Linked DNA regions of Mus musculus: region 1 is linked to region 2. Evidence: chromatin loops called from intact Hi-C (ENCODE). Cell type or tissue: heart. All regions are shown on one strand. Links, peaks and the distances in the headings refer to the core of each region. The heading gives the core; the rest is flanking DNA.

What was found. Peaks named below come from ENCODE experiments on the same cell type or tissue, not always from the same donor. Only the 100,000 strongest peaks of a DNase experiment are listed, where the experiment ranks them.
Region 1: a loop joins it to region 2, with 2.0 times the contacts of the local background. A loop is called at or near these places in 10 of 42 quality-filtered maps.

What each region holds. Positions count from the first base shown.
Region 1 is chr14:7,930,559-7,942,689 of GRCm38, reverse strand. It overlaps Flnb (filamin, beta), which reads right to left. Exons shown (of 46, transcript NM_134080.1): 37 at 11,775-11,927; 38 at 11,544-11,666; 39 at 8,710-8,976; 40 at 7,989-8,126; 41 at 6,641-6,756; 42 at 3,511-3,643; 43 at 469-645. Among named protein-coding and RNA genes, the nearest start is that of Gm45521, 21 kb to the left of the region's middle. In heart, for the core only: a CTCF peak has its summit at 5,492; no DNase peak of the experiment used is centred there; H3K27ac peaks cover 453 bases.
Region 2 is chr14:7,879,806-7,891,936 of GRCm38, reverse strand. It overlaps Flnb (filamin, beta), which reads right to left. Exons shown (of 46, transcript NM_134080.1): 5 at 10,236-10,354; 6 at 9,653-9,730; 7 at 8,015-8,177; 8 at 7,190-7,387; 9 at 4,263-4,400; 10 at 2,676-2,802; 11 at 1,071-1,207. Among named protein-coding and RNA genes, the nearest start is that of Flnb, 68 kb to the right of the region's middle. In heart, for the core only: no CTCF peak of the experiment used is centred there; a DNase peak (open chromatin) is centred at 5,706.

The DNA of each region.
Region 1 (12,131 bases), core at 1,366-9,365, 51 kb before region 2:
CCTGCAGAAGGCAGAACATGTCCATAAAGCTTGAGAGCGTCCACGCCTTTTCAACACCTTCCCCTCCCTGGCAGTGAGCAGAAAATTCAAGGGGATGGATAGGCCATGCACAGGCTTGGGGGGCTGGGAGCAGTCCACCTTTGGACCTAGGAGCTGTACCACAAACTCTGTCCAAAGAAAAGTCCTCCAAATTAATGACGCTAATGATGCTGTCATCATCCTGCTATAGGGCTGAGGAACTTGCTGTAGAAAGACATCTGGGCTACAAACAAACTGTAATGAGGTATAACAATACAGGCCTCTGTCTGGATTTACCCCGGTTCAAACAATGGCCCCCAATTCCTCCAAAGCCCGCAGGTCTGCATTTTCCCAAGGACAGAGCACAGAAGGCCTCCAGGGGCTAACGATGTCTACCTCAGCTCTCCCAGAGAGAGCTGCTCAGGTAACGAGGGAAGCAGCGCTTCTTACCTGTGGTGCCCGTCTCAAGCCCAGCACCGTAGGCTGACACTAGAGCAGGATTGCCTGCCTGGCCAGGCTCTCCTACACGTACTTTGAAAGGGCTCCCGACCACGTGGCTCCCGTTAAACTTGACATCGATCGTGTGGATGCCATTCTCATGCGGGATGAAGCGAACGGCATACTTATCTGGAAGGAGAAGATGCACATGGTAAACGTGGATGCTAAGCAGTGTGGTGTGAGTGGGGACACAGCATTGCAAGCAACCTGAGCTGGGCAGCGCTGAATCATTTAAAGACACCATTCTGCTGGGAGCCTGGCAGCTAACACACAGATTTTAAGGCCAGCTAGCCTTACTTTGTGTCTCCCTAATCAGCCCTTTGGGAAACACTCTTGACTCTCGAGTTCTGTTATAGACTCAGGCTCCTGCCTCACAATCCACCCTTTATGAAAAAGTCCACTTCTCACCACGTTTCTGTTTGTCCTCTTGAAGGGAAAAACACAGTTGCAACTGGCACTAAGGCTCTGTAATTAAGCCCAAGGCAAGCAATGTCAGCAAGTGGAGCACTTAGCCTGTTCTGTTTTGGGTCACATGTGTCAAGGTCATCTCCTGCCTAGATTGGCCTTGCACGGCAAATCACGTGGCCGGCCTCTGCACCAGTTAGGCCCTGGCTCCTTGAGGACCCAGGCCCTCTTTTGTTTCTCTGGTACTCTCCACAGGGGAACGTTCTGGACAGTAGTAGTCAGCTACTCTTATCTTTTGGCACTGCACTTCTCCTAGTGCTTCCCAGCTGGGTACCCACCCCCTCCCTTAAAGGCAAAATGTTTTATGGGAAGTGAACCCCACCCCAATGTCCAGATTCAGTCTCTTACAGGATGAGGAAAATTCTTTCCCCAAGGTAAATTTATTTCTTTAGCCACAGTAAGTGACTCAGGAATGGGCATGTGTCCCAGCTCACTGGGACGGGAGCAGAGGCTCGCTAGGAGACTTATAGATTTCTTGCCTCTCAAGACCTCTGAAAATGAAGCAGCAGGTGGTCCTGTAGCCATCTTACTACCAAGAAGGCAAGAAGCCTTGAAATGAAGAAAGAATAAGGACACACTTGTGAGCCTGAGGCAGGAAGGTCTTAAGTAGGAAGTTACCTGGGCTGTATGAATTGCAGGCCAGCCTAGGCTACACAGAGAGCCTGCCTCAAGAAATAAAGCAAAGCAGAGCAAAGCAACAAAAAGCCTTTGGGGCCTTGGAGGATTACCACCGGTGACTGCATCAAGCCATTGTTAAACTCTACCATAGACCACAAAGGAGGCACTTCTATGAATTACTGGCCCTCATGACTACGTGTTCCTTTGAGCTGGTAGTCTATGATGGCAACCAGTAACACCCCAATTATGACATGCTAGAATAATCTGGGACTTCAGAGGCTGCCTGGACCAAGGGCAAACGTCACATAACAATGCATGGAGAGCTAGTAAATACCACCACCTGGCTATGTGGGAGACACTCCAATTAAGAAAGAGACCCTGGTCAACCCTTGTATAGCCTCTGGGCAGATATCCTCAGTTGAGCTAACTGTATGGGCTCCTTCCTACCTATCCACCGAGATACAGGTTTGTGCATGTGTGTGCTTGCACACCTGGAGTCTGGAGGCCAGAGGCCGACACTGGTTATCTTCTTCAGTGACTCTCCATCTCATTTTTTGAGGCAGGTTCTCTCCTGAATCTGGAGCCCACTGATGTGTTTAGACTGACTGGCTAGCTAGCAAGCCTCTGGTCTCTCCCCATATCCCCTGGGATCACAGGTAGGTGTCTGGTTAGATCAAACTCAGGTCCTTGTGTTTGTACTTTACTGACTGAACCATCTCATTCTCTATGGTATGGCCTTATGTCAGCCAAGATGCCGTCATGGCACCATCTTCCATTTGTCTTTTCTGTCCAATGAGAGAAACATACATAGCTGTTCATGCATGCTCTAGACCAGTGGCTTTCAACCTTCCTAGTACTGCAATCTTTTAGTATAGTTCCTCATTTGTGGTGACACCCCCTCCTACCATAAACTTTTTTTCGTTGCTACTTTATAATGGTAATTTTGTTACTGTTATGAATCATAATGTAAACAGCTGGGTTTTCCATAGGCAAGCTCTATGAAAGGGGCATTTGAATCCCACAGGGGCATGACCCATAGATTAAGAAGTGCTGCTCTAGATTTCCACCCTCAGTGGACATAGGGGAGCACACGACAAATGCCCAACAGCAGCGGGTGTCATCAAAGACCACACTGGCAGAGCTCTCCTGACCTTGCCAAAGCACAAAGAGCCCTACCCACTCTCCCATGCCACTATCTGCTTCTTAGTTTTCTTAGGGTATCACTGAGGGCTGTCTCTAATTTGCAGCCTTATTCAGACTAGTTTAGCCAGTTGATTTTTTTTTATTGTTTGTTTATTTTTATTGTTGTTGTTTTGCTTTTGAGACAGCGTCTTGCTTTGTAGCCCAGGTTGGCCTTGAACTTGAAGTTCTCCTGCTTCAGTTTTTCAAATGCTAGATTAAAGATATGTACCAACTCGAGTAGTGTTTTGAGGGGTAGAGCTGTATATTCACTAGCTTTAGCTTCCTGCCAAATCCCTAACGTATAATAAACGCTCACTGACAGAATGGCCTCTTTAAAGTTGATTGACATCAGAGTCCCATAAATCTGAGGTATTAAGCCCTAGAGTCTTAGATTCTCTTGGAGGAAGGTAAGATTAAAATAGCCTTCCTCGTGCCATAAAGTCAACCATATAATAAAGCTGTAAGGTTTTATTAAAATAAAAGTTGTTATTAATGTCATGTAAAAGGAATCTGATAAAGTCACAGAAAATAAAGCAGATCTTGTTTAGAGAAACTAGAAGAAAGGGGTATTGCTGTCACACAGAGAGTCTCTGTGTCCCTGGCAAACATGTCTACCCCATTTTAGAAACGATGCCTGGCAGCAGTGAAAGAGCTTGACTCTCAGGCCCAGCTGTGGAGCACCGCCAGGAGCACGGGTGTGGAGACCCCGCTGGCAGCCTGGCTGCTTACCTGGCTCCAGTTCAGACACGTGGCATTCCTCCACGGCTCCTGAGGGGCTGTGCACCTTTGCATCAATCTTCCCTTTCGCACCATTCAACCTTATAGCAAAGGACGCTGGCTGGTTAACTTTTAATCCTGATTCCTGAGAATTCAATAAATCAGACAGGTTATGGCACCCCGTGCTCCTGCTCACTAGCACACGATGACCCAGGGCGGCTCCAGGAGGAAATTCTCATAGGACAGGCTTGAATATTCCCATCTGTCATACCTGATAACAAGACGGGGCAGCCTTTGCTTCCACGTTTCTACCAGTAAACAGAAACACACACTGTACCCCTATGTTCAAACCCGCAGGACTGGGGAGCTGCTTTGGGGATAGGAGACTCGAGATGCTCCAGACAAGAGAATATCCCAAACAAGATCTGCACAGGCCCAAACCCCTGGCTGTCCCAGCTAAACTGCCGCTGCTGCCTCATTATCATCATCACCACCACCATCATCATGATCATCATCACCAATTCCTTTTTAGGAGGAGTCTGGGTGCAGTGTTCATGACATGAGCTGGATTTTATGTCATTGCTTTTGTTGTTAATGTTTTTTTTTTTTTAAATTAAGTGCAGGAATAGGTAGCGCTCTTGATAACATGCAGAGCAACGCATGCAAAGGTTGAACTTTGCTTAATTACTCTTTTCAAGTAGTAAAACGACGTTGTTAAATCTGAATCTCAAATTTCCTTGTTTGCAAAATGGACAAACTACCTGACCCTAACTGAGAGACTGGTTATGAAGAACACATGAAATGATGCTCCAAAAATGTCAGCGAGTTGTTAAGTATGAATCGTATTTAGAAGTTGCCTCTGCAACTCCGAGAAGTGTGGCCTTTGTCTTCCCTCACTCAGCCTCACTCGTAGCGTGTCTTAGAAAGTGCACATTCTTGGCGGGAGGAGCTTAGGCACTAGGTACTCAGAACTAAGCAACTGTTATGAATGGCCCACACTATCCAGGAAAGTAAGGTTTTAACATGCCCCAGCTTTGGCTTAAACAGCCATTCTTCAGAGGCAGCAGGGCTGTATGCAAAGGAGCTACCCAGGAATGTGGTTAAAATGCAGATTTTGTTTTTGTTTTTGTTTTTTTTCAAGACAGGGTTTCTCTGTATCGCCCTAGCAGTCCTGGAACTCACTCTGTAGACCAGGCTGGCCTTGAACTCAGAAATCCGCCTGCCTCTGCCTCCCGAGTGCTGGGATTAAAGGCATGTGCCACCACACCCGGCTAAAATGCAGATTTTGACAATGGTTCTAGAAAAGCCTAGGGAAGGCTCGGCACTGGTGCAAGGACTGCCCCTCTACAGCAGGTCCGAACAGCACTGCGTTCCCTGGGTTAGTCCAGAGCTACAGATGGAAACCGACCAATTTAAAGCACTTTAAATTTCATAACAAAAATTTGGTTTCTCTAGCAGCATCTTAATTGGGCAGCCACATGTGGCTAGCGACTATTAAACCACACTGTGACAATTAGGTGAACGCAGAATGTTCTGCGAACTCTGCTGCTTGGGGGTTACAGCCTGGGAGGGAGGCCATAATACAAACTTAAGGACTCTTTAATTTCCAGGAAACCCCCACTTTGTCCCCTCCCCCACAAAATGCCAGCCAACTCCACTTTTTCTATGAAGCCCCAAAAGCCAGATAAAACAAAACCCGCTTCTCACGTCTACCCAGTACCAGATGTTGTTCAGGCCTCCGCTGAGGCGCTGATAAATAATTTACATATCCCTCCATGCGGAGGAATCCATACTTACAGAAATACTTATGAGCAAACCGTGACAGGAGGACTCAACAGAAGCGCTGGGGAGGAGCAATCACTCCTGTTACCTGAGTCTGTTGCCGCTAAAGCCTCAAGAGGGCGAGAAAAGCTTCTGAAGATCTAAAGAGAGACCTTCGAGACGCAGGACGGCAGGCAGCGCTCTGCCTCTCTGCCCCCGACAAGTGCTGCCTTTATCGCCCTCTATAGGCTTTAGCTAAGTCGGCCACAAAACAAACTCCTGTTAAGAAGCCTTTAAATGAAACACAAGAAAAACATCTACACCAAGGCGACCAGTTAGGACCTCTGGGCTCTCCCACTGAGACTCACCAATCACAGTCTGGGCCTCTAACTAGCAGCAGTCCATTGTCTCAGCATAAGAAAGAATCTCAATGTAAATAAGTCAAAAGTGGGCAGCTACTTGCTGTATCATCCATTCCAAATGCCAGAGTGGATTCTAATCCAAGTACTTCTAAGAGCTGGAATAGCTAAAGGCTACTTAGAAACTGCATTAACTGGAAACTGGTTTTGGGTATTTGGGCATTATTGTATAACCTATTTGCTTCTTCTAATTCAGACACGTTCAGTGTCCCAAGCTGATGCATCCCTAGTGGCTCTCAGTGTGGCGCTGGTGCTAATGTAAGTGCGTGTGTGCACGTGCAACTGTGGTGATGCTCAGTGCACAGTCTCAGGGGAGCAGGTTTTGGGGACAGAGCCCTCACTCTTGCTAACTCATACTAGATGGTTCCTGGCTAGAATCACTCTGGACCATCTTTAAAATTAAGTCAAGAGAAGTTGCCCATTTGGGTGTTGCAAAAATTTACTTAAGGGACATTGATAAGTTCTCAAGATAGTCCCCTGTACACTTATCATAAACAAGTCACCGTAATTACACACAAAAAGATGCTGTTAGCTTTAGGGGAAGAAAGCCAACGATCATTATAGGTACAAGTCACTAGACTGTCAGGATTGTCTATTCTGTGTTATAGGTACAAGTCACTAGACTGTCAGGATTGTCTATTCTGTTTTGAAATCTGCCCTGCTCCCTCAACCAATGATTAACAGGCTTCCTTTGTTTCTCCTGAATAAATATTTAAAAGCAAACTTGTCCCTCACTGGTAAGATATATTGTTTATCAAGTCTGTTTGAGCTTGCTCAAACTGACTCCTGAGGGCATAAGGAGGTGACCCTGCCATAGGACTGCTACCCCATGAATGGCAACACCTGGGTGCCAACTCTCAACAGGACTTGGTACCCAGGACAGGATTAATGTGGTCTCAGGAGTCCAGGAGTCTCACTGGTTGGCCTATGGCCAAGGAGATGGATGCTTCCTTGTGCCTCACCTGAAGGCTCAGAACAGTGAGGCAGCGAGCGTCGTCTGAGGGCGCGATGACGGGCACCAGGTAAGGGCTGTCCGGGATGTGCTCGTCGTTGAACTTGATAGACACCTCGTAGTTACCTGTTGGGATAGGAAAGCCCCACCATTTCAGAGAGTTCAGAAAGGTATTTCCATAGTGGCCATGGGCTTAAGCTGGGCTCAAATGTCTTCAGAGACTAGCAGTGCTTAATTTAAAGCCACAGCTGACTAACTGACTAACACCCAGACGGTAGGATTTTATTAGTTAAGTAAGAACAGAGATTCTTGACCTGGGTCCACAGAGCCATCTGTGTATAGAATCCAAGAGACCCAGGGGCTTGAAAAGGAAAAGCAGTTGCGTCTATATTTTTATTAATCTCTAAGAAAAAGGATTAGAAATGTCACCACAGCAAGTGCGAAGCATCTGTGCCGCGTATTGCCAATATTACACATCACACATCACGGATCTATTCCACTGTAAGCACTGGAGCCATCTTGACAGCATCATGCACACTCATCATGTATACTCAGCACTGGAGCCATCTTGACAGCATCATGCACACTCATCATGTATACTCAGCACTGGAACCATCTTGACAGCATCATGCACACTCATCATGTATACTCAGCACTGGAGCCATCTTGACAGCATCATGCACACTCATCACTACTTTGAAAGTAAGACCATCAATGTACTTTGGGCAAACTTTATCATAATTTAATATACTAATAAAGTCATATATACTCTACTGCTATGTATTTGATAACTATACTTTAATATAGTTTTATTTAAGATAATGTTCACTTTGTAGCCCAGGTCAGCCTGGAGCTCACACTGTCTGGCTCACACTCCTAGCAATCAGCCTTCCAGGTATCATGCGATATACACTATATCTGCATTTACAACTGTATTTTAATAAAATTGATTACTTTTATGATTTGATGTACTTTATATTGTATATGCCAAAAATGGATGTTGAGGACAGGATAAGTCAGATGTCCAAAGGGTCTCAGGGACACGAAAGGTGACAAATCTCTGCTTTAGATTCTCAGGTGCTGAAGCAGTCAACCCAGCTCTGGGTCACTCGCAGGGGCATCTGGAGGGGCAGTGGGCAGAACGCAGCATTTGAAAGCAAGCAAGCAAGCAGAGCCATCAGTAAAAGGCAAGACACTGATGAGAACAAGGACCCTCATCTCTTGAAGGCCTGAGGCTCTCCCTTGTGCCCCCACATGCACATGCCTGTATACCTGACCTAAGCTGTAAGTTTCTCATCCTGGCAACTAAACCATCTCTAAACAAGGAGATCACCCTCAGACATCCCCTGAGTACATACCAGGCTCTTGGGCAATATAAGACACACCGCATGACCCATTTTTATGGTCATCGAATGTGATCTCGGCCTTACTAGGGCCCTCAACAGCAATGGAGAGGCCGCCAGCACCTGCTTCCCGGGTCCAGATGCTGAACTCAGCTGAGAGCAAAGAAACACCTGGTTAGTGAGACAGCCCAGAGCCCCAGCCCCTCTTTCAGCTCAAGCCAGCAGCGTAGGTCTGGCCCTTGCCAGCACTTTCCTTTTGCCCTAGTCCCAAGCAGAACCCAGGCGAAGGCCATCATTGTGGTTTCTGAAGCACCGCCAATGACCATGAAGTTCATGTGGATTCCGGCACCAGGAACACACCCAAAACCACACCAGAGAAGGATGAATGCACTCAGACTCCCCACACTTCTTCCCTCACACAGCAGCCACCGCAGGAGGGGACCCCTCAAATCAGTTTTGCAGCGTTCTAATGAGCTGCACAGAACACGGATTCAAGAATGCACTGGAAACAGTAACTACTCTCTTTTTAAGAGACTTAATGCACACTAATGTTAGACTAGCAAAACCTGTCTAAGCCTGTTGGCTTTGTGTGAGTGACTCCCAATGTTACTTAGCTTTAAAAGCTTTGAATAAGGAATGTCCCTTACAGCCACCCACTGGAGTTGTCTCTTTAGAGCAATGGGTACAGTTGTACACTTACTTGTGAGTCCAGTTAAAACTTGGCCCAAATTCTTACCTGGGATGCCTGCTTCTCCCCTCTCCAGGCCAGGGCCTCCTGCCCGGACCTTGTGGGCACCCCCTTCGCCAAGGGGCCCCACGGTGAACTGGAACGGGCTTCCTGTTACGTGCTGTCCGCGGTACTTTACGCTGACAGTGTGAACGCCCATCTCCTGGGGCACAAATCTGACACAGTGAGAGTTCTTTCCCATGGGCACAATCTCTGCCTCAGTGACATGGCCAGAGGGGCTGGTGACATGGGCAGACATGTCACTGCTGTTGATCTCTAAAGGTAAAAGGTTGGGAGAAAAAGTTAGGGCAAAGGTTTGAGGCCATGCAGGGCACACAGGTCACGCAGAGAAGGTTGTGGCAGGTACAGCCCAGGGGTGGGAGGTGCTTGGACTCCCCGTGGGCTAGAGGCCTGCCTTCCTGTGACCAGCATGAAGGGGGCACTGACACATCCTTTTCCACTGAGCTATGTCAACAGCTTTCGTGGCTGGAGTCTAGTTATCTGTACATGGCAGCAGCATCACACTAGGACCTATGCTGGCAGCTGCGGCATGTAAGGAAACCCACCTGTTTCTACCTGTGTCTCTCTTACATTTATATGAGCTTATATACGTATGTACGTATGTGTGTCGTCTATGAGCAAGTGTGCGACAGCATGCATGTGGATGAAGGCTAGAAGACAGCTTGCAGGAGCTCTCTCCAGCCAATACGAGGGTCCTAGGACTCAAGCCTGTGTTATCAGGCTTAGCAGCAGGACCCTTAGACACTGAGCCATCTCATAGGCCCCAAGAGCCTTCATCTCTTATCGTCAAGCTCTGCTGCTTCTTTCGGGCAACAAGGTCAAAGGCATTAAGATACAAAAGTGAACACAAGCCAATTAAGATACAAAAGTGAACACAGGCCATTTCAACCGCAAAGGAGGAACCATGCGTGAGCAAAGCTTTCAGCCTCAGGAAAGCAATGCTTTTGCATACTAGTCAGCCACTTGCAACCCAGAAGAGGATCTACTCCTGCTAATCCACTTTGACTCACAGCCTCTCCAGCCGGGAGGAGGGAAGTATACTAGTCGTTAAGATGCTACTTTGTGACTAAGATCACCCAAGAGGCCCAGGTCCCAGGAACTGATAAGGTCTCCTCACTAACAGATGAGAGGGCATCTGGTGGACATGAGGAGGGTGGTTCTTGCAGACTCCTCTGCTATCAAGTAACTGAAAAGAATGACCAAGAGCCAAAGAGGCCTCAGACGGGACAAATATCCACACGCGCAGATACCACATGCGCAGATACCCGAGTTCCTCAGGTAAGAGTCGGCAGAGAGAGGAAAGGTAATTGCAAAACAGAAAGTGGGAAGCAAAGCAAACTCCACATCACAAGTTAATCCTAGAAATAAGACTAAAATGGCGATACCACATCTTCCCCAGGAGAAAGAGCACCTCCTGTTGGTGGGTGATGGGGAGCAACAGGAGCCAATCCATTTCTGGAGGAAGGTTTACCAAAGCATGGCCAAGTCCAAATTCACTGGCCAGCCAGCTTCGTCCACCTTGAAGCACACAAACTTTGTACTGTCACATCCAGGGAACAGTTTCTAAAAGGTGACCTTGACTGTAGTAATTAGATGTTAACTACAGTCACACTTGACAACAATGGTGGTGTACTTGACTCCAGCTAAAGGGTGTGTGTGTAGGAATGTGCAGGGTTGGGAAAGAGCCCTTTCCTCTTTGATCACGTATGTGCATCTTTTGCATCTGTTTTCATGTGTGTGAATGCGTGCATATGTGCAGGCCAGACGACAGCCTCAGGTCCCATTCCTTAGAAGCCATCCACCCTGGTTTTTAAGAGTGTCTCTCACTAGCCTGATTATCAGTGACTGGCCGGACAGTAGGGCCTAGGACCTCTTGTCTCTGCCTCCCCAGTGCTGGGATTACATGCAGGCACCGTCACACCTGACTTTTCTGTCAAATAGAAGTTCTGGAGACGGAACTCAAGGCTTCACACTTGTGTGGCAAAGACTTTACCAACATAGCTGTCTCACTCCGTTACGCTCTGCCTTCCCAATGTGTGGGCAGAGGAGTCCTGAAGCTTTCACTGACACAGTGACTGTGCACAAAGACTGCCAGTCATCTCTCAGACAGGCTGTGAGCCTGCTCACAGTGCCTGAAGCCTCTGTGAAAAATGATTTGTCGTGAAGCCACCCAGCTTTGCAGCAGCTCTAGTCCTTCCACTAAAGATAAGAGAGATGGCTGGGCAGTGGTGGCGCACGCCTTTAATCCCAGCACTTGGGGAGGCAGAGGCAGGCGGATTCCTTAGTTTGAGGCCAGCCTGGACTACAGACTGAGTTCCAGGACAGCCAGGGCTATACAGAGAAACCTTGTCTCAGAGAGAGAGAGAGAGAGAGGCCAAAAGGCTGTTGCTAGTTCTCCCCACCTAAACACTTGTAGACATTGGCATCAGCAGGCCATGCTCCCTCTGACAGTATTTTCATTGGAAAAGGGAACTCTAAAAGCAAATCTGTTTCCCCTCGGCAAGGCAACAAGACTGCTTGCATTTGGGAGAAAGCGGTAAGAGGTGAGCACATTTGTCCTAAGTGAAACCTCTGTTAAAGACAAAAAGCTCATTGTGGTGTCCCTAGCCTACAGCCCCGGCACTTCGTAGGCTGAGGCAGGAGAATCACAAGTTTGAGGCCACTCTGTGCTACATATTGAGACCCTGCCCCTCCCCCTTTTAAGTAATTAAGAAAAAGTATAAAATGCAAATGTCCCCAGGGTGGACAGCGTGCTTTAGGTCATGCCTGTACTTGGTCCCAAAGTGCTGGCTGCCGCCCTGTCCCATCAGCTCCACACTCACCCGGGATCTTCAGGTTCAGGTCACAGATACTGCCAACCGTGGCCACAGCCGGAGCCCGGCTGGTCCGGGTGATGCTCTCTCTGACTCTTCCCTCGCCACTGATCTTCACAGTGAATGGGCTTCCTGGGAGACCGAGAGGGACCCCGTGAGCAGCCTCGGTCTACCTCGACGCACGGATGGCATTTACCCAAAACCCAAGCATCACAGAGGGAGGGCAGAGGGGTCTCATACCAGGCACATGCTCGTCAGCAAATTTGGTGGAGACGATATAGACCCCGGGCACAGTGGGGAAGTAGGACACCTTGCAGGTGCCGTCCTCCAGGTCCTCTGTTTGGATGTCCACCTTGCTGGGTCCTTCTACTGCCAAGGATATGCCACCATAGCCTGCAACACAATATCCAGCTTGGCTCCGGAGCTTGTGGCAAAGGAGGAAGCAAAAGGCTCTGAGAAGTTCTACAACAGGATAACCTGCCAACTATGGCTTTGACCAGACGATTCCTTCCTTGAAGGTATCTATCAATGTCCCATTTGAACATGCGGCCCATGAAACTGTATGCCCCTCAATAAATGCCTGGACTGTCTTAAGGG
Region 2 (12,131 bases), core at 2,090-10,089:
GGCCACTGGCTCTTGGTGGAAGCATTAGACTGGATGTTTCTGGTTTTCAGATGACATAGAGTGGGGAGGGGTACAGAAGGGCCAGAAAAACCCTTCTATTGAATATACAGCAACATATGCCAAAAGGCTTAACCCAGTGTTTGTTTATCTAAACCCATTTCTGAGCTTTTATCTGAATAAATTAAATGAGGTTATGCACCCAGCATTGTTCATATAACAAGATCTTGTATATAACTGGAAAGCCTAAGAATAGATTAAAACATAACAAAATCCCACAGAAGCCATGGGAAATAAAGGTGTTACCTCCACTCATCTGGGGCATAAAGATATAAAGATATGAGTGTGTACAGGAAAAAGGCCTAAGAGAAGATTAAAAGGTTAATTACTTCCTTAAACTACAAGTATATTCCAAAGTGATTCATCTTTCTACTGGTGGAAATTATATATAATTTCTAATTTTTCCCTCTTTTACTTGTTGCTATACCTAAATAGGTGTCAGTAAAATATAGCTCATTGGCCAACTCCAGGGCTCTAAAGTGTTTTACAGGAATGTAGGCATACCCACTCACTGACGTATTTAATGACTGTTTCAAAGCCACAATGGTAGAGTCACATAATTGTGACAGAGATCATGTCACACACAAGGTGAAAATACCAGGTATGTGGCCTTGTCCAGAAAAAGCCTGACTTCTAATCCATTATGATCACATGTTTTATCAGATATCCACTTAAAATATATTCAGTTATGTGCCAAATAATATATTTACTTTTTCGAGTTTGAGCAAGATGTACCAAGCCATCTATTTAAGGGTTAGTTACCAATATTTGTCTATGATATTGTATGTGCTGTTTAGCATACCACCACCCCACTCCCAGGAAATGGTGAATAAATAATCAAGTGTCACAGGCATTGGACAACTGAAAGCAAGAAGGAAAATAAGAACTAGAACTCTACAGCCTCCAGAGGAGGCTTTGGCTAGCCAGGCGGCCAGGAGGCCATGTGAGGCTCGAACACTAGGCACCTCGTTACTCAGCCTTGCAGAAGTGGCTGGGCAGCTGCCTCTACTTACCCAGAGTTCCAACCTCAGAACCAATGGATTCCACCACAAAATCTGCTGACCGACCAACAATGCCGCCGTGGAGTCCAGGGCCCCATGCACGGACTTTCTGCATGCCTGCTTCAGGGCCAACTTGAACTTCAAAGGGGCTAGCCGGAAGGAAGGAAAAGAAGAGGATCATAGAAGGGACTGCTATAACCATGAACTCTTAACATAACTCTTTCCACTTGCCTGATCTTTTGTACAGAGGCTGAAGCTCTAGGCAAGTTTTTTCCCCCCACACTGGTCACCCCCACAGCCATTGTTATGTCAACAATATAATGTAATATGGTTGCTTTGGGAGCTGGGAGTAACTGGGCTGTCCCTCAAGCAACACACTTGCTCTGGTTTGCTCATTAGTGAGTGACCTTTAGTAGGCAGGGCCCTCTAGAGTGGAAGCCTTAAAGATAAGAATGTCCACATTTTTCGTCCTCCTACCTATGCTATAACAAGAGAAGTAGTTTGAATGGGCTTTATGTCATTCATATGTGATCAAACATGCTTTAACTTTGGCAAGGGAAGTTTCTAATAAGTGTGCTTAGACACTGAAAACCCTACTTAAGAGGTCCCCTTACCCTTGGTTTTATTTTCTTACATTTCAAATGCAGTCTGCAGACACTGAAAACCCTACTTAAGAGGTCCCCTTACCCTTGGTTTTATTTTCTTACGTTTCAAATGCAGTCTGCAATGTATCATTTTGAGATTAATAGTGGCCCAGTGCTTGGCCATGATGCCTACAATATTCTTTTCACTTTATCTCACTGTATACGCATTATGTCAGCGAACACCACAAGAAGGGGAAGTCCCACACAATGTGGTATAGTTCGTTAAGACCACAGTCACGTAACTTCCATTCTGCTGCCTCGCTGCTATTGCTATCAGTCTCTTATTGTGTCTATTTTATAAATTAAACTTTCTCATGGGTATGCAAGTCTAGAGGGGGAAAACGCCACATGACGTTGCCTGGGGTTGGTTTCAGGCATATATTTATCGTTTTAGAAGGTAACTTTATGGACAAGGGAGGACTACTATAAAGCTCAATTACTTCTCAAGACAAACAGAATGTATTCAAAGTTTAAACTGCCCTCAGGAGAGTGGCAGAGCACAGGGGTCCAAAAAGGAAACTGCAATAGCCCCAGGTGTGGCCGGGGGTCCCTTGTCCCTGAAGGCATTCACATAGATGGGTTTTTATGTAAAAGCCATAGCCGACTGTGCCCACGGCATCTGTGAACAGAGGCACTCATTGAAAAGGAGAGCCTTAGCTTATATAAGGCTGTATAGACACACAGCCCGTTTGCTCTCTATTACAGCTCTTTCTGGTTTCCCTGCCTCCCACCAGGCACAAACCACCAGCATTTGATTTAAAGCAGGGCAGCTGAAACCACAGTGACTTTCTGCTGCTTTTGAGCATAAGCCAAGTGTCTGTGCTGTTCTGAAAAGGCGGGGATGGGGGGGAAGCTTCTAACAAAGCAGATCTCTCTTCCCTCTGGCAGCCTGGGAGGCAGAGCGCTCCCTCCTGCGAGCCTGTCACAGGCTGAACACACCTCTGGACAAGGCCCATCTCCAACCCGGACTCACCTCTTGGGAATGTGGTGCCCCCCCCAGGTAACTGCAACGCTGTATTTCCCTGGTGTGCTGGGGTAGTACTCAAATGAGTAGACCCCATCCAGAAAGCCCTTTTGTTTGACCAGCTCCTCCAGGCCCTCTGTGGAAAGCAAGCAAGCACACAGCTTTTGCAGTATAATCCTTGGCTTACAAGGAGACTCCCCACAAGACACAGGCAATGTACAAAAACTAGACTCTGAATGTGAAATCTCCCTCAAAAGCTGGGAGCGGTTTCCAAAACTAAAACCAGAGCCATCCCAGCCTCCAGGACAGAGAAATGGAAGACTTCCCAGCTAACTGGCTTCCAAAAGCTCTCAGCTGGTGGAGGCTGAGCTCTTAGACCAGATGGGTCGTTTGCTGTGTCTCAGTGTTTTCCGACAGTCCCAGCTGCCTTTGCCCCCCACCCCCACTGCCCCACAGACACTGGAAGAAAGCTCATCTTTGTGATTACTTGTCAAGGACTAAGCACCTATGAATCGTTTCCTGCTAAAGCAGGACAGCGAAAGAAGAAAGTTCTTTCTTATAAGCTATTTAGGAGAAGCCAGATTTTAGGTTCTATCCACAATTTTGGATCTAGCCATCAGGCAGAAACCTGTTTTATGTTATGAGTTAAGAAGGACTCTGAGGTCAGAAAACAACACCTCTTTGGCTCCTGTTGCAACAAACTGAGCAGGGGTAGTGGACTGTGGGTGGGTGAATGGATAGATGGACAGCTGCAGAGCTACTTGCACTTGGCTCTAGGTCTGGGCAGTAGAACCTTGGCTGCCCTTGGGGCAAATCCTTCCCCAAGGCTCTGAGCTTTGAGCTCACACAGCTTTGAACTCCTGGACGCAGACTAACACTAATACGGAGGACGAGAGAAACATGGCGTAGGAAACACAAGCCTGTACAGACTTAGAACTAACGCCAAGTGCGACTACAGAGCTGCCTCTCTGTTCCTGGGAAGACGGGAGACAGGAGATGCTGACCTCATGCCTGCTGTCTCCGTCCCAAAGGAGGAAGGAGGAACAAGGTACTGCAGAGACTTAACTCTGCCAACCACCTACAAAGAAAACCATTCTAGGACATTTTATTCTCCTATAAGCAGCGATCATACTAATACAGTAATTGATATAATTTCATAGTCTATAAAATGTAAAGGGTACTGGAGAAATCATTGGCTTTTAATACTGTGCTTGGATCCCAGGTCAGAAAACCCCAATCCATGTGAGTCTGTAAGAGTCTTCCACTTTATACCTAGGTCTCTTCAATTAATGGGGTGGGGGATGTGGTGGGGGGAGGGATATGTTGTCCTCAAAGCAGTATTTTTCCAACTTCCTTACAGCTTTGTTTCCTATCCCAGAGGTCTGAATATATTAATATATAAGGCTGTCAAACCACTCACTGGTCTTGCCAATCTATATCCAGGGCACATGTTACAACTCTACAACTTGATCTCTAAAGAGCATAGATAGGACTCAAATCTCTGTCACAGCTCTCTAGGAGATACCAATCAGGACTGACCAATAAATATATCATGGCTGAAGAACTAACTAAGGTTTATTTGAGATAAATACTTACTAGGGCCCTTCACAGTTACACCAAGCTCTCCGCTTCCAGCAGCCTTGGTGTCCACCTTAAAGTCTGCAGTCTCCCGGATCCGGACACCTTTGGGCTGCAGACCTCGGCCGCTGGCTCTGCAGGCATTTGGGTTGCAGGCTACAAACAGAGTTTTGACATCAGTTCAACCTTTTAATATTTTGCAAAAGACAAGAAAATTAGGGTATCTTGGGCCTCCCCCATACCCGCCAAGAAAATGGTTGCTTTACACAAAGAGCATCCAACAGCTAATGCCAGGGGCCCTGCTGAGGAAGCACAGCAGCCAGGAAGGAACACCATGACTGTCCAGCCTCACCACACAAGCGCTGGGCACCATCAATGGGAGAGCCGTGACTCCACACTGTGGGGCTCCTGTACTGGCTTTTAGCCTTTTGTGAGCAGGGGGGGATTAAGACTGACTGCTGAACACTAGCCTGACCTCACGGCCACACTCCAGGGTCCAGTGACTGGGAATCCTATGCGTTTTCAAGTCTACTTGGAAAATGCAGTGCTTGAAATATCCGTCTGAGCTCCAAAGCACGGGCCAGACATTTCTGAAGATCTGGGCATAGCTGTTGTCTTGCATGTGAATAGCTGGACAAGATAACAAAAAGCTCTCAGCCAAAGGTGGCTGTGACAAAGCTCCTGGCATCTACAAAGCAAGCCTCAGCAGAAAATGCCATGGCTAACATGACTTCTGATCTCCTTTAAAAACCACAAGGACAAAAATTATGGTAATGGCTAATATTCTTCACTTGACAGAGTCTAGAAACTACTCTTCCAAGTGGGGTCAGGAGGAGGCTTAGAAAGACATAGATTCTTCCTAGAGATCCTTTGCCCAACATGAACAGCTTTCTCCTTAAGTAGAAATGGGAAGTTGATGGGTTCAATGTCCTGTTGTCTATGCATTGGCTTTTCCTCTCTAAACAGCACATACAACAGCCTTTATTCACGGGCTCCAGAAGCAGATGGAAGGTACTTGCTCATTAGATACAACCTCCCTATGTTGGTTATGTGGCAAGCTATTACTCCCCAGACGGGAACAGAGACATCCTTGCAGTTAGAGATCATGTTGGATTGTTCATGGAAGAACATGGTGTACGGTGGCACTTAATGGCCAGTAACATCGGTTTTCCTCTGTTAAAGACACCTAATATGTGTGTATTGAAGGTCTAAGGATGGAAACCATGGTCCTGTACATGTCTGGTGAGCACTCTAACACACACTGACACACACACATACATACACACACAAACCCCTATGGAAATACAGAGCACAGTCAACAGGCTAAACATGGGAAAAAAGACTGTAACTGCTCAGTCCCTAGAGCACTCAGCCAACTCAAACACTCGGCCAACTCGACTGAAGAGTTTGTGGGATGTGCCAGATCCACTGCCATCCCTCAGCACCTTGCTCAGGCTGGGATCTGGCTATACATGCCGTGATCACTATCGCCTGCACAGGAACTTCCTTTAGTCACTCGGAAGCAGCACAAAGAACTGGCAAAATACACCCGACCCAACCAGCCCTTACCAAAGCAAGAGCCTCTGGCCCAGAGCTTGCAAATAGGAAGCCAGCAGCTTCAGGGTCCAGGCTGGCCCAGAGACAGGATTCAGAAGGAGGAGCCAGGTCTGCAGGTGCAGAGGTGGAGGACAGAAGAGGGAGAGGCAAGTCCGGTTAGAAAAGGCAGCACAGTTGGAAAACAGCAGTAACAACAGAAAAGAGCAACAAGGACTGGGAGAGGGAGGGGAAGGGGGAGGGGGGAGGGGGAGAGGGAGGGGGAGGGGGAGGGTGCCTTTAATATAAGGGGAAACCCACGCTCCTGGTTGCTGAGGGGTTCGGCAGAGTAGATACGGGCATGCCAACGGACACTACGGTTCTTCTGAGACCGACAATGCCAAAGCCTCAGTGAGTCCACCTGCCAACTGGGGGCCAATGCAGCTGGGCTGAGTGCCAGACAGCCAGTAAAGTGCCTGGACTGTAGGGACCTGCTGCCGCCAAGCCTGTTCCTAGACACCAAAACCAGCACACTTCAGTCTCTGCGCACGGATTCCATAGCCCTTCTAGAAAAGGGCTTGAACAAAAAGATCTTGCTATAATAAGGTTTTAAAGGTGGTGGTCGTGGTGTGTGTTTTAGTGTGTGTGGTTTATGTGAGTGTCTGCCAGATGTGTGCAGGTGCCCAAGGAAGCCAGAGAGAGCATCAGAAGCCCTGAAGCTGGAGTTACAGGGGGAACAGTTAGTGCGAGGCTGCTGGAAACTGAATACAGGTCCTCTGGATACCCAGGAGGAGTGGCCACCACCGAGCCGTAGCTCCAGCCCACTTCAGATACGCGTTTAAAAATATTTGCATGGACTTTATTGACTGGCTTCCCTAATCTGAAAACTTAAAATCTGAAATATAAAACTATTTAGAATCACATTAGTGCACAGTTTTATCTTGTTTTGTTTTGTTTTCTGGGTTTTGAAGTAATCTAGTTTGCAGATTAGCGATACTCCATCTGTGATACAGACTGGACTTAAAATGTTCCCTAAGGGTACAAGTGTTGAAAATGTGGGATTTGGCAGAAAGAAGTCAGATCACTGGAAGCTTGCCCTGGAAAGGACTGGCGAGATCCTAGCCTCTCTCCACCTCTTCTTGGCTTCATGGCTTCCTTGTGGTAAGCAGCTCCTTTGCCACATGTCATGTATGTGCTCATTGTAGCTACACAGCATCACCACAGGCCCAAGTGATCATGGCCGTGAGCCATACATATAATTTCATCATCTATTAATTAATGTGATCATTTCCGATGTTTTGACACAGGGAGGAAAGCAGAGGAACACAACTTGTGTTAGCACTAATATCCGGAGGATGAAGGGAGCCCAGGTCTGTCAGTCTCCATGACAGGTAGAGTTGGTCAGTACTTACCTTCCCCAATTTGTACACCAAAGGGACTCTTGGGAATGGCATCCCCAGCAAAGGAGACCTTGACCACATGGGGGCCAGGCTGCACTGGTTTGTAGACACATCTATACACCTGGTTTCCTCTGTCTTCCACCAGCAGCTCCACGCTGTTCTTGCCCTGGGGATCCTCCACCTCAATGCCGATGTCCCCCACGCCAGCTCCTGTGAAAAGAACGGCCACTCCATGAGCACCCCTTCCCCTCTGAAAGCTCTGCCAACCAGTGCACAGTGCAAACAGAAAGGGCCACTCAGGCCAGGCTGAACCAGCTGAATGTCTGTACCAACTGTCATTCTTTTTCTTAAAAGAAAAAAAAAAAAAACTGAAAAGAAAGCTGCCATGTGATGACTCATGCTTTTAATCTCAGCACTCAGGAGGTAGAGGCAGATGGATTTCTGAATTTGAGGCCAGCCTGATCTACAGAGCAAGTTCTAGGGCAGCCAGAGCAACACAGAGAGAGCCTGTCTCATTAAAAAAAAAAAGAAAAAAGAAAGCTAAGAAATTGATATTATTCATCTTATTTGTGCAGTCCACTTCTTCCACTTTTCCATAAAACTTAGTCTAGCACATGGCTGGTAACATTTAGTATAGACTGAAATTTGTACAAAAATTGATTACTTCTCAATCAGGGACAAGAGTGAAGATATGTAAAAATACAACTAGCTCATGAGAAAAAGTTGTTTCATCAATTAAAAAGACAAAAGGTTTGGGTGCCCAAACCCTCCTGAGGATTCTGTGTTAGACCCTGCAAGACCAGCAAAGGTCAAAACCCTGGGAGAGAGATACATTACCAGCTGTGTAGATGTCAAAATAGGTAGGCTTGTTGGCAATGTTCCCTGTAGTTTCCAGCCCTGGGCCTTTTGCAGTGACTTTGCTGGCATCTCCTTGGGCTTTGTCAACATTCACTTCAAATGGGCTCTTAGAAATGTGCTGTCCTGCAAAGAGGACGATGACCTACAAGTGACAAGAGAGAGGTAACAGCTTCTCCCTGGTTGGCAAGAACACTATCCAACCCCACACACAACCTTCTCTCACCTTCCTCGGGATTGTATACCCAATGGTGGATGGCAACACAAGCCCTAAAATCAGGGAAAGTGGCCAGAATTGAATCACTACCTGGACCCATCAGGCATATGGCAATGCCCATGAAATCCCGGTCTTAAACCAAAAGTACGTACATCAGATGCACTTGGGTATGGGCATCCCCTCCCTCCCAGGTGTGCTTGGTTCTAACCCAGATCTCTGAGCTATCCAGTCTCCGGTTCCAGGCCATCCAGGTAGTGTCAGACATGGGATCCCTCTTGTAGCATGGGCCTCAAGTGAGACCAGTCATTGGCTGGCCACTCCCCTCCCTACCCTGCCCCCAAATTTTGCACCACTATTACCCCAGCACATCTTGTAGGGTACTTGGCCCTTCTAACAGAAAATAAAACGACCACTTATACTTAGATCTCTAGGCAAGGGGTTTCTTTAGTAATGCAGATAAGGTCGCTGCACTCTCAGAATAAAGTTCATCATTCCAAGAACATAGTTAGAGTTTTCACGGACCAAGATCATTTCCAGATAAATGCATTTGAAACAAAATATAATGACTTCTGTCTAAAACTTTAGCAAAACTTTCTCATCTTGGGATATTTTAAGAGGACTAGGTTTCCAGTGAATCTACTAATAATTAATGAATTAATTAGATTTAAATGTTCTTTTTTAAGATTTCATTCTCGTAGATTCATGGAGTTCTGGAGTAAGAAGAATCCTGGTGAATTCACAAAAGCTCAAGGCAGAAATTCAGAACCTGTCTTAAAGCCTGAGCATGCCATAGGAGGATTGGTTTCTGTGTGGCAAAGGCTCTCTTCCCGTAGAAGACACAGTCCTTGGTTAGCCCTTGCTGTAGCCTATGCTCTCAGCTCTTGCCTGATGGAACCATGCTGGAATGGTCTCAGATACGATGCTGAGGTGAAGGGCCTGGAGGCTCTCCCTGCCACTCCTCAGAAGCTGAGTATATTCCTTGCTGCTGCTAGTGAGCTGAACTTGTGTGTCCTCTGGGCTCAAGACCAGTACACAATCTGGCCTATCACAAAGAGGAATGAGTAAGAAAGCATTCAGGACAGAGGCTGCAGTTTATTCACTACATTATCTATACTCCAGACAGACAGCTTCAATCTGTAGGAACTCATGTGCAATTAGGGGGAGGAAATCAGGACATCACGAATGACTCCCCTGGGGAATATAGACAACCGAGATGTGCTACCTAATGCCAAGTCTGATTTATTAGGGATTCTACTTTTTTTTTTTTTTGATAAATGAGATTGCATAATCCTAACCTAAGTAACTTATGACTTTTGCCTAGTATGTAGAGATCCTACATTCTACATCCAGCACTGTACAAACACTGCCAAAAACCAAGCCGCGGCCATGGCGCCTTATCTTACTTTATGCAGGCCGGTGACTTTGGGCAGATACTCCACAGAGTATGTCTTGTTCTTGTCACTGTCTGGGGTCACACGTGCCTAGAAGAGAGGATGATTATCAATTAGAGAAGGTGAAAGGTATGCATCAGTATGAAGCCGACTCACTGGATCGTTTATTGGTCTGCTGACTGTTACAAGTGTAGAAGATGCCAGTCTTGGTTTTACGAACAAAAATACAACAAGAAGTTGGGCAGAGACCCTGCCCCAGAGGAAGCTAGACAATATGGCAGAGTATTTATGAGTTCAGATCATGCTATGATCAGATCAGAGACCCAAAGATGGTCAGGAGAGGAAAATCAGGACACCTCAATTGACAAGTCCCATGTCTCACCCCACCTATCATTTGCGTCATCAAACACTGTGTCTGTGTTAATCAGTGAATACTGCTCTCAAGGCACAGCGCTCAGGCAGCTGCTTCAGCCGCCACAAGCCTCGGGATTCTTTGGTAGCTTTTTGGCTGAGTGTTGTGAGGACCTGAATATGCAGTCTCTGGTCTCGTGACTGGCCTAATGACTCCGGAGGGAGGTGGCATCCTCCAGCGTACCTCTTCCTTGTTTCCTTCTGGGTCCTCAACAAACACCATCACATCTCCTTGTCCAGCGCTGATGGTATCTACCGTGAATTTGGCTGGCTGCTTCACCATGTTTCCAGTAGGTTCGATTCCTGTCATGAGTTTACACAGTAAATTTTAAACTGGGCCACGTCTACAACCCACTATATGTTTTTCTTTTTCTTATTTAGGAGATGGGAACAAACTGCCATGAAGGAATAACCAGATAGGTTCAAACTCTTATTTTCTTCATGTTACCTAGCCGATATCCAATTTAAAAATATTCGAGAGTTTCAGAGAGTGGTCCACAAAACAGTGAAAATGCACACTGGTAGTAGCTAGCAGAAGGACCTGCCTTTGCGAGGTCGTGCAGGAGAAGGAAGTTGCACATTTCTTTAAATAACACTGTACATATACTTTAAAAAAGTATCCCCCTATTATTTGCAATTAGACGTTTAATTTTAAGAAGGTTAAATAATAGGTAGACTCAAAGACAAATACCCCATATTTTTCTCACATGTGAAATCTAGACTTATATATAAATTATATGAAAAGTAGGAACAAGACCTTGTGGGAAAAGGAGTCTTCAGAAGGAAACCAAAGAGTAACGGGGTAAAGCAAGTCAGATCTGTGTGTTTTCTCTAACATGGAGAACCTAGATACTAGAAAGTTAGGTGAGGAGCTAGAGAGATGGCTCAGCTGTGAAGAGTACTTGTCACCGTTGCAAAGGACCTGGGTTCCAGTCCCAGCACCTACATGCTGGTTAACAGCCATTTATAACTCCAGTTCCAAGGGATTGGAAGACCTCTTCTGACCTTCCTCAAACAGCACCAGGATTTGGGGGTTGGGGGAAGGAGAAAGGGGAAGTGCAATGACGGGGGTGGGGTGGGGGGTGGGGGGGTGGTAGCAATGGTGCAAAGTGATGATACTTATCATGACCAGAGTACTAAAAATTATATGATCAAGACACAGAGCATTTCATAACCACAAGGATCCCTCGTGTTGCCCTTTTAGGATTCCCACCCACTTCCCTTCCGCCCCACCCTCTTCTTATCCTGACAACCACTAATCTGTTCTCCATCTCTGTAATTTTACCATTTCAAGAATGTTACATAAGTGGAGTCATATATTAGGCAACCTTATGGTATCGGTCCTTCTAACTGAGAATCCCATCCATTCACGTGGGCCGCTGATGCTTTTTCACTGATGAGTAATGTTCTATGCTATGCAACTGTTTACCCTCTCCCACCAAGGGACGTCTGGGTTACATCCAGCTGTCTATCATTTCCAAAGCTGCTATGAACATTCAGACATAGATTTTGTGAGAACTTAAATCAAGTGTAAAGTTCTATGTCTATATCTTCCTCCTAACATGGTTCCTCACACAGAGCCCCTAAAACGCCCTGTAATGTCCAATGTGGGTCCTGATGTGGCAAGGACCGGATCGTGGTATATGGCACCTAAGCTTCCTGTAATTGCCTGGGTTGATAAGCTTTTGGTGGGAATCTCAATCTGGAGCTGTCACCAGCAGAAAGCCAGGCTTGAGAATCTAGAAGTTTCTGTGTTCTTCCAGAAACATGGCCCATGCCAACTCTCAGGATCCCTTAAACCCCAAGGATAGAGAGCACTTTTCATCCTAGAATATTGTCAGGACACCTGGGTATTTCCTGAGCTCCGAGTTACTGCCTAGCCTAAGCACGTCACAGGAAACTCAGATTTGGAGCCCAGTAAGAGAGAAATTGTAAATAAGTCCACTACTTGAACCAGTGTCTAGTGCTGACCTTCAGTTCCTCTGCAAATGCCAGGCAGCAGCTATGAGATGAACTGATTTGTTGGGCAGAAGCTAAGTATGGGGAGAAGGAGACCGAGAGTTCAGCTGTGGCTGAGATA